Regions from separate parts of the Homo sapiens genome. Here region 1 is linked to region 2. A link is an interaction called in ENCODE POLR2A ChIA-PET data of the cell type or tissue named here. Cell type or tissue: PC-9. All regions are shown on one strand. Each heading gives the region's core, and the rest is flanking DNA. Links, peaks and the distances in the headings are about the cores only. Region 1 overlaps STARD7 (StAR related lipid transfer domain containing 7). Region 2 has its middle 12 kb from the start of NEURL3.

Region 1 (5,388 bases), core at 109-5,108, 290 kb before region 2:
CTACAGGCACGCGCTATCATGCCCGGCTGATTTTTTGTATTTTTAGCAGAGACAGGGTTTCACCGTGTTACCCAGGACGGTCTCAATCTCCTGACCTCATGATCTGCCCGCCTCGGCCTCCCAAAGTTCTGGGATTACAGGCGTAAACCACCGTGCCCAGCTACACTGTCTCTTAAAAAATAAAATAGGCTAGGCGCAGTGGCTCACGCCTGTAATCCCAATACTTTGGGAGGCTGAGGCAGGCGATCACCTGAGGTCAGGAGTTTGAGACCAGCCTAACCAACGTGGAGAAACCCTGTCTCTACTAAAAATACAAAATTAGCTGGGCACGGTGGCACATACCTGTAATCCCAGCTACTCGGGAGACTGAGGCAAGAGAATCGCTTGAACACGGGAGGCGGAGGTTGCAGGGAGCCAAGATCGTGCCATTGCACTCTAGCCTGGGCAACAAGAGCGAAACTCCGTCTCAAAATAAAATAAAATAAAATAAAATAAAATAAAATAAAATAAAATAAAATAAAATAAAGCCAAGCACAACGGCTCACGCCTGTAATCCCAGACTTTGGGAGGCCGAGGTGGGCGGATCACCTGAGGTCAGGAGTTCGAGACCGGCCTGGGAAACATGGTGAAACTCCATCTCTACTAAAAATACAAAAATTAGCTGGGCATGGTGGTGGACGCCTGTAATCCCAGCTACTCGGGAGGCTGAGGCAGAAGAATCACTTGAACCCAGGAGGCTGAGGGTGCAGTGAGCCAAGATCGCACCATTGCACTCCAGCCTGGGCAACAGAGTGAGACTCCATCTCTAAAATAAATAAAAAATAAAATAAAATAAAGTGTTTGTTATCTGGCACGTAAGTAGCCCTCAAATGTTAACTATGAAGGTTTATGGTTTTAAAATGTCAATTGATATCTTTTGTCCGTTTTTTATTGGGTTGTCTTATTATAAGTATGTATGTATTTTTCCCCTTTGTTTTTAAATTGATAAATTCACATACCATAAGATTCATTCTTTTACAGTGTACAATTCTGTACTTGTTAGTATATTCACAAGGTTGTGCAACCATCACCCCTAATTCCAGAACATTTTTATCACCCCCAAAAGAAACCTCTATCTATCATTAGTCACTTCCCATTCCTGCCTCCTCCCAGTCCTAGGCAGCCACTAATCTACTTTCTGTCTCTATGGAGTTGCCAATTCTGGACATTTCAAGTAAATGGAATCATATGATATGTAGCTTTTGTGTTGAGCTTCTTTCACTTAGCATACTTTCAAGTTCAACCATGCTGTACTTTATTCCTTTTTATAGCTGAATAATATTCCATTGTATGGATAGATCGCATTTTGTTTATCCATTCATCAAATAAAATTTGTTTCCACTATTTTATTATAGTGCTATTATAATAGCACTATATTATATTACTGCTATTATAATACTGCTGGCCGGACGTAGTGACTCATGCCTATAATCCTAGCACTTCGGGAGGCCAAGGTGGGTGGATCACTCTGAGGTTGAGTTCGAGACCCAGCCTGGCCAACATGGCAAAACCCCATTTCTACTAAAAATACAAAAATTAGCCAGGTGTGATGGCAGGAGCCTGGAATCCCAACTACTTGGGAGGCTGAGACAGGAGAATTGCTTGAACCCAGGAGGTGGAGGTTGCAGTGAGCCAAGATTGCACCACTTCACTCCAGCCTGGGCGAAAAGACAAAACTGTCTCAAAAAAAAAAAAAAGAATACTGCTATGGACATTTGTGTACAAATCTTCATATAGACATGTTTTCAATTCTCTTGGGTAGATTCCTAGGAGCAGATTTGATGGATCATGGTAACTATGCTTAACTTTTTAAGCAACTGCCAAAATGTTTTCCAAACAATTACACTATTTTATATTCACATCAGCAATGTTTGAGGATTCTAACTGCTCCACATCCTTGGTTCCAATTGCCCCACTTGTTATTGTCCATCTTTGTTATTCCAGCCAACTTAGTGGGTGTGAAATGGTATCTCATTGCGTCTTGACTGGTATTTCCCTAACCTTTTCATGTGCTTATACTAGTCTTGATAGTATCCTTTCATGCATAAAAGTTTTTAATTTTGATGTTTATTTTTTCTTTGATTGCTTGTTTTTGGTGTTATAGCCAAGAAACCACTGCCTAATCCAAGGTCATAAGAACTTATGCCTATATTTTCTTCTAAGAGTTTTAGAATTTTAGCTTACATTAGGTCTTTACCCCATTTCAAGTTAATGTTTGTGTATGATAATGAGGTAGGAGTCTAAACTCATTCTTTTGCATCTGCTTCTCCAGGTGACCCAGTGTCATTTGTCGAAAAGCCTATTCCTTCCCCAGTGAACTATCCTGGCATCCTTGTTGAAAACTGACCAAAAATGTAAAGGTTTATTTCTAGACTCTCAATTTTATTCTAACAATCTAGATGTCTATCCTTATGCCAGTACCACAATGTCATTACTGTAGCTTTGTAATAAGTTTTGAAATTGGGAACAGTGAGTCCTCCAAACTTTGTTCTCTTTTTTCAAGACTGTTTTTGCTATTCTGAGTTCCTTTCATTTCCATATGACTATCAGAAGTGGCTTGCCAATTTCTGCAGAACTGCCTAGGATTTTGATAAAGACTACACTGAATTTGTAGATCACTTTAAGTGGTATTGCCATCTTAGCAATATTAAGTGTTCTAATCTAATCCATGAACACGGGATGTCTTTCACTTATGTCTTTTTAAATTTCTTCCAATGATGTTTTGTTGTTTTTAGTGTTACAGTTTTAGTTGTACACTTGTTAATTTATTCGTATGTATTTATTCCTTTTATGCTACTGTAAATGAAATTGTTAATTTTATTTTCAGATTCATTGTTAGTGTACATAAACATGACTTCCGTGTATTGATCTTGTATCCTGCAAACTTGATGAACTCATTTATCAGCTCTAATTGCTTTCTGTAGATTCCTTACTATTTTCTAAATATAAGATCATGTCAGCTGCAAATAGAGATAGTTTTATTTCTTCTTTCCAATCTAAATGACTTTCATTTCCTTATGTTGCCTGATTTCATTGGTTATGACCTCCAGTACAATGTTGAACAGAAATGGTGAGAGCAGAATCCTCATCTTGTTCCTGATCTTAGGAGAAAAGCACTAAGTCTTTTGCCATTAACTACACTGTTAGCTATGTTTTTTGTAGATGCCTTTTATCAGCTGCAAGAAATTTCCTTCTATTCCCAGTCTGCTGAGTGTTTTCTTTTTTAATCACAAAAGGAGGCTGGAATTTGTCAAATACTTTTTGTGTTTATTCAGATGATCACGCAGTTTTTGTCCTTTTTTCTATTAATATGGTGTAATAAATTGATTTTTGTATGAAGAACCGACCTTGCCGTTCCTTAAATAAATCCTACTTTTCATGGCATATAATCCATTTCATATATTGCTGAGTTCAGTTTGTTAGTATTTTGTTCAGGACTGCGAAAAGTTGTGTGGTTTTTTTTTGTTTGTTCTGAGCCCAGGCTAGAGTGCAGTGGCATAATCACAGCTCACTACAGCCTTAACTCCCCAAGCTCAGGTGATTCTCCCACTTCAGCTTCCCAAGTAGCTGGGACTACAGACAAGCACCACCACATGCAGCTAATTTGTTTTCTGTATTTTTAGTAGAGATGGGGTTGCACCATGTTGCCCAGGCTGGTGTTGAACTCCTGGCCTCAAGTGATCCACTAGCCTGGGCCTCCCAAAGTGCTGGGATTCCAGGCGGGACTCACCGGCTGCAAAAAGTTTTAAAACATGAAAAACACCACCATATATTGTACTATGTATCACTATGTATCATTCAGGGGTATATACATATGTATAAAAACATAGGGAATTATATACAACAAATTGGGATAATGGTGACATCTTGGGGAAAAATAAGAATACAACTGGAAAAAGGTACAGAGGAACCCTAAGTATACTTGTAATATCTTATTTCTTAACATAGCTGTACTTGCAACGCTCGTGTTATTATTTAAACCTTTTTTATATATCTGAAACATTTTATAATAATAATTTTTTAAAACTTGGCTTGTATTTTTCCCATAACCTCTTCTTTTTTGAGACAAAGTCTCACTATGTCGCCGAAACTGGCCTCAAATTCCTGGGCTTAAGAGATCCTTTCACTTCAGCCTCCCAAGTAGCTGGCACAATAGGCGTGTGCTACCATACCCAGCTTCTCCGTGCCCTCCACCTCACCCTACCCCCTGCAACATTTAAAGAAAGGTTACAGATAAGAAACAAAAATTGCTGGCTGGCTGTCTTATACACTCTATTGCAATTCAAGACTGAAGAAGACCCAAATTACTGCTACACTGTCTGAAATGCCTTTTCACCCTTCAAGCTTCAAAAAACCACAAAGGTAACTGCTAGGCAGAGTTAACCATACACACTGATTTTTATTCCTTTACACAGGCATATTACACTATAATTAATCTATCTTTATATCTGCTTTCCTTACTAAACTATAAATTCCTTAATAGCCCAGAATCAGTCTTTTTCATATTTGTAGTTCCAGCTCCTAGCATGTCCTGGTAAACATTACATGTCCTGGTAAACATTACATACATTACATGAATAAATTTAGTAAATCAAGAAATAATAAAATGAAAATAGGCCTCAGTAATCCAAATTTTTATTAAAAGATTGCATTAAGGCCTGGGGCAGTGGTTCACGCCTATAATCCTCAGCATTTTGGGAGGCTAAGGTGAGCAGATCACTTGAGCCCAGGACTTCAAGACCAGCCTGGGCAACATGCAAAACTCCACCTCTAAAAAAAAAAAAAAAAAATTACACAACAAATAGCTGGGCGTAGTGGCATGCAGCTGTAGTCCCAGCTACTGAGGAGGCAGAGGTGGGAGAATCACCTGAGCCCTGGAGGTCGGGACTGTAGCGAGCCAAAATCATGCCACTGCACTCCAGCCTGGCAACAGAGTAAGACTCTTAAAAAAAAAAAAAAATTGGCCAGGTGCAACGGCTCACACCTGTAATCCCAGCACTACAAAAAAAAATTAGCCAGGCATGGTGGCCTGCGCCTGTAATCCCAGCTACTCAGCAGGCTGAGGCACAAGAATCTGTTGAACCCAGGAGATGGAGGTTGCAGTGAGTTGAGATCGTGCCACTGCACTCCAGCCTGGGTGAGAGTGAAACTGTCTCAAAAATATATATATATTGCATTAATATATTGCTGCAAAAGCCAAAAATTCAAAGGTATAGTGTCAATCCAAGATTAAAAGTTTAGAGCAATTCAAAATAATGGTAAGTCTAAAGATTTGTGTTCTAGTCCTGGCTCTACAGCTGACCAGCTGTGTGATCTTATTTTATTTTACCTTTAAAGTGAGGACGTTAT
Region 2 (5,388 bases), core at 164-5,163:
AGTTTGAGACCAGCCTAGGCAACATATTGAGACTCAGTCTCTACAAATAAAAATAAAAAATAAAACAAAATAAGAAGCCAGGCATGGTAGCACATGCCTGGAGTACCAGCTGCTTGGGAGGCTGAGGCAAGAGGATAGCTGGAGCCCAGGAATTTGAGGCTGCAGTGAGCTACGATTGTGCCAGCCTGGATGACAGGGCTAGACTATATACATTTTTAAAAATCCTTTTATCCAATTTCCTGACTTTTGTTGGGATGCAGGAATTGAAGTTCTATTATTTTCACATGATTTGGAATTTATATATTTTATTTGTAGTTCTACATTTTGTTTGTATGTTCTTTACCATACAAATTAAACTTATTTTTTTCTCATTTATATTGTTAAAAATAACTTCTTCCTAGCCAGGTGTGGTAGCTCACACCTGTAATCCCAGCACTTTGGGAGGCCAAGGCGGGCAAATCACCTGAGGTCAAGAGTTCAAGACCAGCCTGGCCAACATGGTGAAACCTTGTCTACTAAAGATACAAAAATTAGCCAGGCATGGTGGCAGGCACCTATAATCCTAGCTACTCGGGAGGCTGAGGCAGGAGAATTGCTTGAACCCAGGAGGCAGAGGTTGCAGTGAGCCAAGATCATAATGTTACACTCCAGCCTGGGCAACAAGAGCAAGACTCTGTCTCAAAAAAACTAAAAAAATTTTAAAAACCCTCTTCTTGATAAGAAAAGAACCTTAGCATGCTTTTTATTTTTGCCATTCCACCCATGTTGATATCATCTGTGGTTTTCATTTCAAATTATTATTAATTTTTTACAATTAACATTTACTTAGATTCAACTTTTTTTGCTTTTAATGGTTACAATCATACTAATTTTTCTTGTTTTTTCTTTTTTCTGAAGTGATTCTTCTAATAATTTGCCTATAAAGTATCTGTTAAATGATAAACTTTGAGTCTTTTTATATCTGAATATTTCTTCATTTTACGCTCACCTTTGAATGAGAGAGTCGCTGTCTGCAGAATTTTAGATTTCAAAATTATTTCCTCATCAAAATGGGGACTTAAGATCTGTGCATAGGCCAGGCACAGTGGCTCATGCCTATAATCTCAGTACTTTGGGAAACCAACACAAGTGGATCACTTGGGCCCAGGAGTTCAAGACCAGCCTGGGCAATATTGCAAGATCTCATCTGTACTAAATATTAAAAAATTAGTCAGGTGTGGCAGCATGTGCCTGTAGTCCCAGCTTACTCTGAAGGCTGAGGTGGGAGGATCACCTGAGGCCAGGGAGGCGGAGGCTGCAGTGAGCCATGATTGTGCCACTGCACTCCAGCCTGGATGACAGAGTGAGACCTTGTCTCAAAAAGAAAAAAAAAAGATATGTGCATATTATTATAGTAAATATGCTTCAATTAAAGAAAATCCCCCTGAACTTTGAAGATATTGTTCTATTGTCATTCTGTACCAAGTATTGCTGAGAAAAAGCCTACTGATAATGTGATTCTAATACTTTTGTGTGTGATCTGTTTTGGGGTGTTTTTTTTTTCTTCTTGGGTTTTCTGTTTATCCCTGGTACTCTGAAATGTCACCAGTATGTGTCAAAATGAAAGTCTTTTCTTCACTTATTCTGTTTGGCAACTGGGGGGCTTTTTCAATCTGAAAAGCTATGTCTTTCTTCAATTCTGAGAAATTGTTCTTTTATTTTTATTTCTGGTAGAGATGGGAGTCTTATATGTTGGCCAGGCTGGTCTTGAACTCCTGGCCACAAGCGATCCTCCCACCTTGGCCTCCCAAAGTGCTGGGATTATAGGCATGAGCCACCATGCCCAGCTCTAATCTTTCTTTGAGTTTCTCTTTTGTCCATTTTCTCTATTTTTTTCTTCTGGAATTCACATTGGATGGTTATTTGAACTTCATCTATTCTGTTTATTCTCTTTTTATATATTTCATCTCTTGTTAATTTTGGAATGCATTCTGGTTGATTCCAGATCATTAATACATTTTTCAGCTACATACTTTCTGCTACTCACTCTATCAAATAAGTTATTTTAAATTTTAATAGTCAAGCTTCTAATTCCAAAGGTATCTAGATTTTTCAATGCAATATCCTTTCATATGTGATTATAGTTATCCTAAAGCCCAGGTTTGTATGCTTTATTAACCCTATTTTTTCAGGTATGAACTCCTTTTGCTGTCAGTCCTTTCCATCATGATATTCACTTTTTTCAAATATTTGGCTTTTCTTGGCTGTGAGTTCACCTTTGGATCTGAAATTCCTTGTTAGCCTAAGTGGCCTGCTTGCAGACAGGTGCAGGACATGCAGCTATGACTTGGTGTACCTGTGTAAAGTGGAATGAAGGGATGGGATGTGCTGCTGGGCAGCATGAGCCAATGGTGAAACTTCCAGATGTGGAAGCTTCCTGCTATCCTTGGGAGCTGTTAATCTCTGGGGCTTTGTCTTGCCTCACACCCAATTGTTCACCTCTCACTGATCCTGCCCATGGGAAGACACCTCTGTGACTCACTGTGTGGCCTGAGGTGAACATTCCTGGCTGTCTATTCTGTGAGCCTCTACCAGTCACGGTCAGTCGATCATGGACCACCTGCGGTTCCCAGTTCACAAGTCCTGAGTTTGAAGCATTCCTAGAGCTGCTCTCACCTTTTGCGGCAGTCCTCTCCTCTGGCACGGTTTCCATATTTAATCTGATCCCACCTGTTTTCCACCTTTTATTGTGGTTTTAGTTCACCAGATTTTCCCTATATTGTTTTATAGGGAAGAAATATATTTGTTTAAATCATTCTGAGCAATGTATAGAGACTTGGAATAAAAGGAAACAACTACATGTGCTCAGTCTATCATCTTGAAATGGAAGTTGAAAAGCTCTTAGTATAGGCTTTTTTTTTTTTTGACAGAGTCTCACTCTGTCGCCCAGGCTGGAGTGCAGTGGCATGATCTTGGCTCACTGCAACCTCTGCCTCTCAGGTTCAAGCGAGTCTTCTGCCTCAGCTTCCTGAGTAGCTGGGACTACAGGCGTGCGCCACCACGCCTGGCTAATTTTTGTATTTTTAGTAGAGACAGGGTTTCACCATATTGGCCAAGCTGGTCTCACACTCCTGACCTTGTGATCTGCCTGCCTCAGCCTCCCAAAGTGCTGGGATTACAGGCGTCAGCCACCGCACCCAGCCAGTATAAGCTATTCTAACACTTACCACATTGAATATAATTATTTATTCCCCAGTATTGCTCCCAAGGACATAGGCAAGTCTGTGCTCATACTAAGATGGCTTCTAGAGTCAGATGTTTCAATATTCTTGGAATTAATTTGATGAATGAAGAAATGATTGCATCAGTGTGGTTATAACAAGGATCTAATTCTTATCCCATCATTTATAAGATGATTCCTTCTACCTGCCCCTCAGTTTTCCTATCTATAAAATTAGAGAAATGTTAGAGATCATTCCTTTCATTTCAGTCTTAAAGAAATATGGGAAAGAAATATGGGAATATTTCTTGTAGAGCACATGTACTGGTAATGAATTTTCTGTTCTTGTTTATCTGGGAATATCTTAATTTCTTCTTCACTTTTGAAGGACAGTTTTGCTGGATACAGAATTTTTGGTTCACAGTCCTTTTCCTCCAGTACTTACATCATTCCACTGTCTTCTGGTCCCCATGATTTCTGATGAGAAGTTAGTTGTTATTGAGGATAACTTGTATGCAATTAAGTGGTTTTTTTTTTTTTGAGGCTTTAAAGATTCCATTGTCTTTGGTTTTTGACAATTTGACTACGATATACCTTGGTGTGGATCTCTTTCAGTTTATCCTTCTTAGGGTGGAGGCAGAGTAGCACATTAGAGTGAGGACCAGCCTTTAAGTAATCCAACTTGGAGTTCATTGAGCTTCTTGGATGTATAGATTAATATTTTCAGAAAATTGGCCAGGCGTGGTGGCTCACGCCTGTAATTCCAACACTTTGGGAGGCTGAGGTAGGTGAATTACCTGAGGTCAGGAGTTCAAGACCAGGTGGGCCAACATGGTAAAACCCTGTCTCTACTAAAAATACAAAAATTAGCTGGGCCTCGTGGTGCACACCTGTAATCCCAGCTACTTGGGAGGCTGAGGCAGGAGAATTGCTTGAACCCGGGAGGCAGAGGATGCAGTAAGCTGAGCTCTCACCACCGCACTCCCACTTGGGTGACAGAGTGAGATTCTGTCTCAAATATGTACATATAGATATATATATAGATTTTTTTTCCCCTAGAAAATTTGAAAACTCTTTGGACTTTACTTATACAATTTCTTTCTTCCCCCTTATCTTCCTGTTCTCTTTCTGGTACTCCCTTTACATGTATGTTGGTGCATTTGACTGTGTCTCATAGGTCTCTGGGGCTTGTTCATTCTTCTTTTTTTCCTTCTATACCTCAGACTAAATCATAATCATCTCTATTAACCTGTCTTCAAGTTCATTGATCCTTTCTCCTGCCAGCCTAAATCTGCTATTGGACCCCGCTGGTATTAGTGAATTTTTCTTCAAGTATTGTACTTTCCAACTCCAGAATTTCTATTTGGTTGGTTTTTTATCTTTCTGATAGATTGATATTCTGTATTTGGTGAGACATGATTGACATACTTAAAAAAATTTTTTTAGACATGGCTTCCTTTAGCTCACGGAACATATTCATAACAGCTGATTTAAAGGTTTTGTCTAGTAAATCTAACATCAAGGCTGTCTCAGGGACAGTTTCTAGTGACTGATTTTTTCCTGTGCATAGGCAATACTTTCTTATTTCTTTGCAGATCTCATAATTTTTCTTTAAAAACTAGAGCTCTTTAGGTAATATAATTTGGAAGCCCTGATAATCAGACACTCACTCTTCCAGGGCTTGTTGTCGTTGCCAGTTTGTTGCTGCTGTTTCTGTGGGGCTTTTGTTGTTGTTGTTTTTCTGTTGTTTTTTGCTCACTTTCCTGGACTAATTCCGTAAAGTCTACACTCCTCGTAATGTGTAGCCAACTGAAGTCTCTGCCCAGTTAGATTAGTGGTCAGCTAATGATCAGACAGAGATTTCCTTAAATGCCTTGAGCTAGTAAATCTTCCACCTTTTGACAAGGAGCTCTGTTTGTGGGTTGGGGCACACCTTCAATGCTCAGGAAGTTTCTAACTCTGCCTTACCCTTCGCTTCCTACTTTCACAGGGCCTCAAGGTCAGCCAAAGTGAGAGATTGGGGTCCTCTTAGTCTTTCCTGAGTGTGTACACAGTCTTGTAGATACCCAGGAGTATATCATAACTTTTCAAAGTTCTCTACGGACGTCTCGTTTCACAGATCTTCCTTTTAAATCTCTGGCCAGGCTCTTGTTTGCCTCAGCTAGTATCACAGACTTAGGCAGCTGTAA

What was found. Peaks named below come from ENCODE experiments on the same cell type or tissue, not always from the same donor. Only the 100,000 strongest peaks of a DNase experiment are listed, where the experiment ranks them.
Region 1: POLR2A ChIA-PET joins it to region 2 with 6 read pairs; 3 of 35 experiments call an interaction of 5 or more read pairs at or near these places.

The regions. Positions count from the first base shown.
Region 1 is chr2:96,196,599-96,201,986 of GRCh38, forward strand. All of the region lies in intron 1 of STARD7 (StAR related lipid transfer domain containing 7), which reads right to left. Among named protein-coding and RNA genes, the nearest start is that of STARD7-AS1, 9.1 kb to the right of the region's middle. In PC-9, for the core only: no CTCF peak of the experiment used is centred there; no DNase peak of the experiment used is centred there; H3K27ac peaks cover 560 bases.
Region 2 is chr2:96,490,759-96,496,146 of GRCh38, forward strand. No RefSeq gene overlaps it. Among named protein-coding and RNA genes, the nearest start is that of NEURL3, 12 kb to the right of the region's middle. RefSeq lists an enhancer at 2,218-2,877. In PC-9, for the core only: no CTCF peak of the experiment used is centred there; a DNase peak (open chromatin) is centred at 2,533; H3K4me3 peaks cover 700 bases; H3K27ac peaks cover 1,916 bases.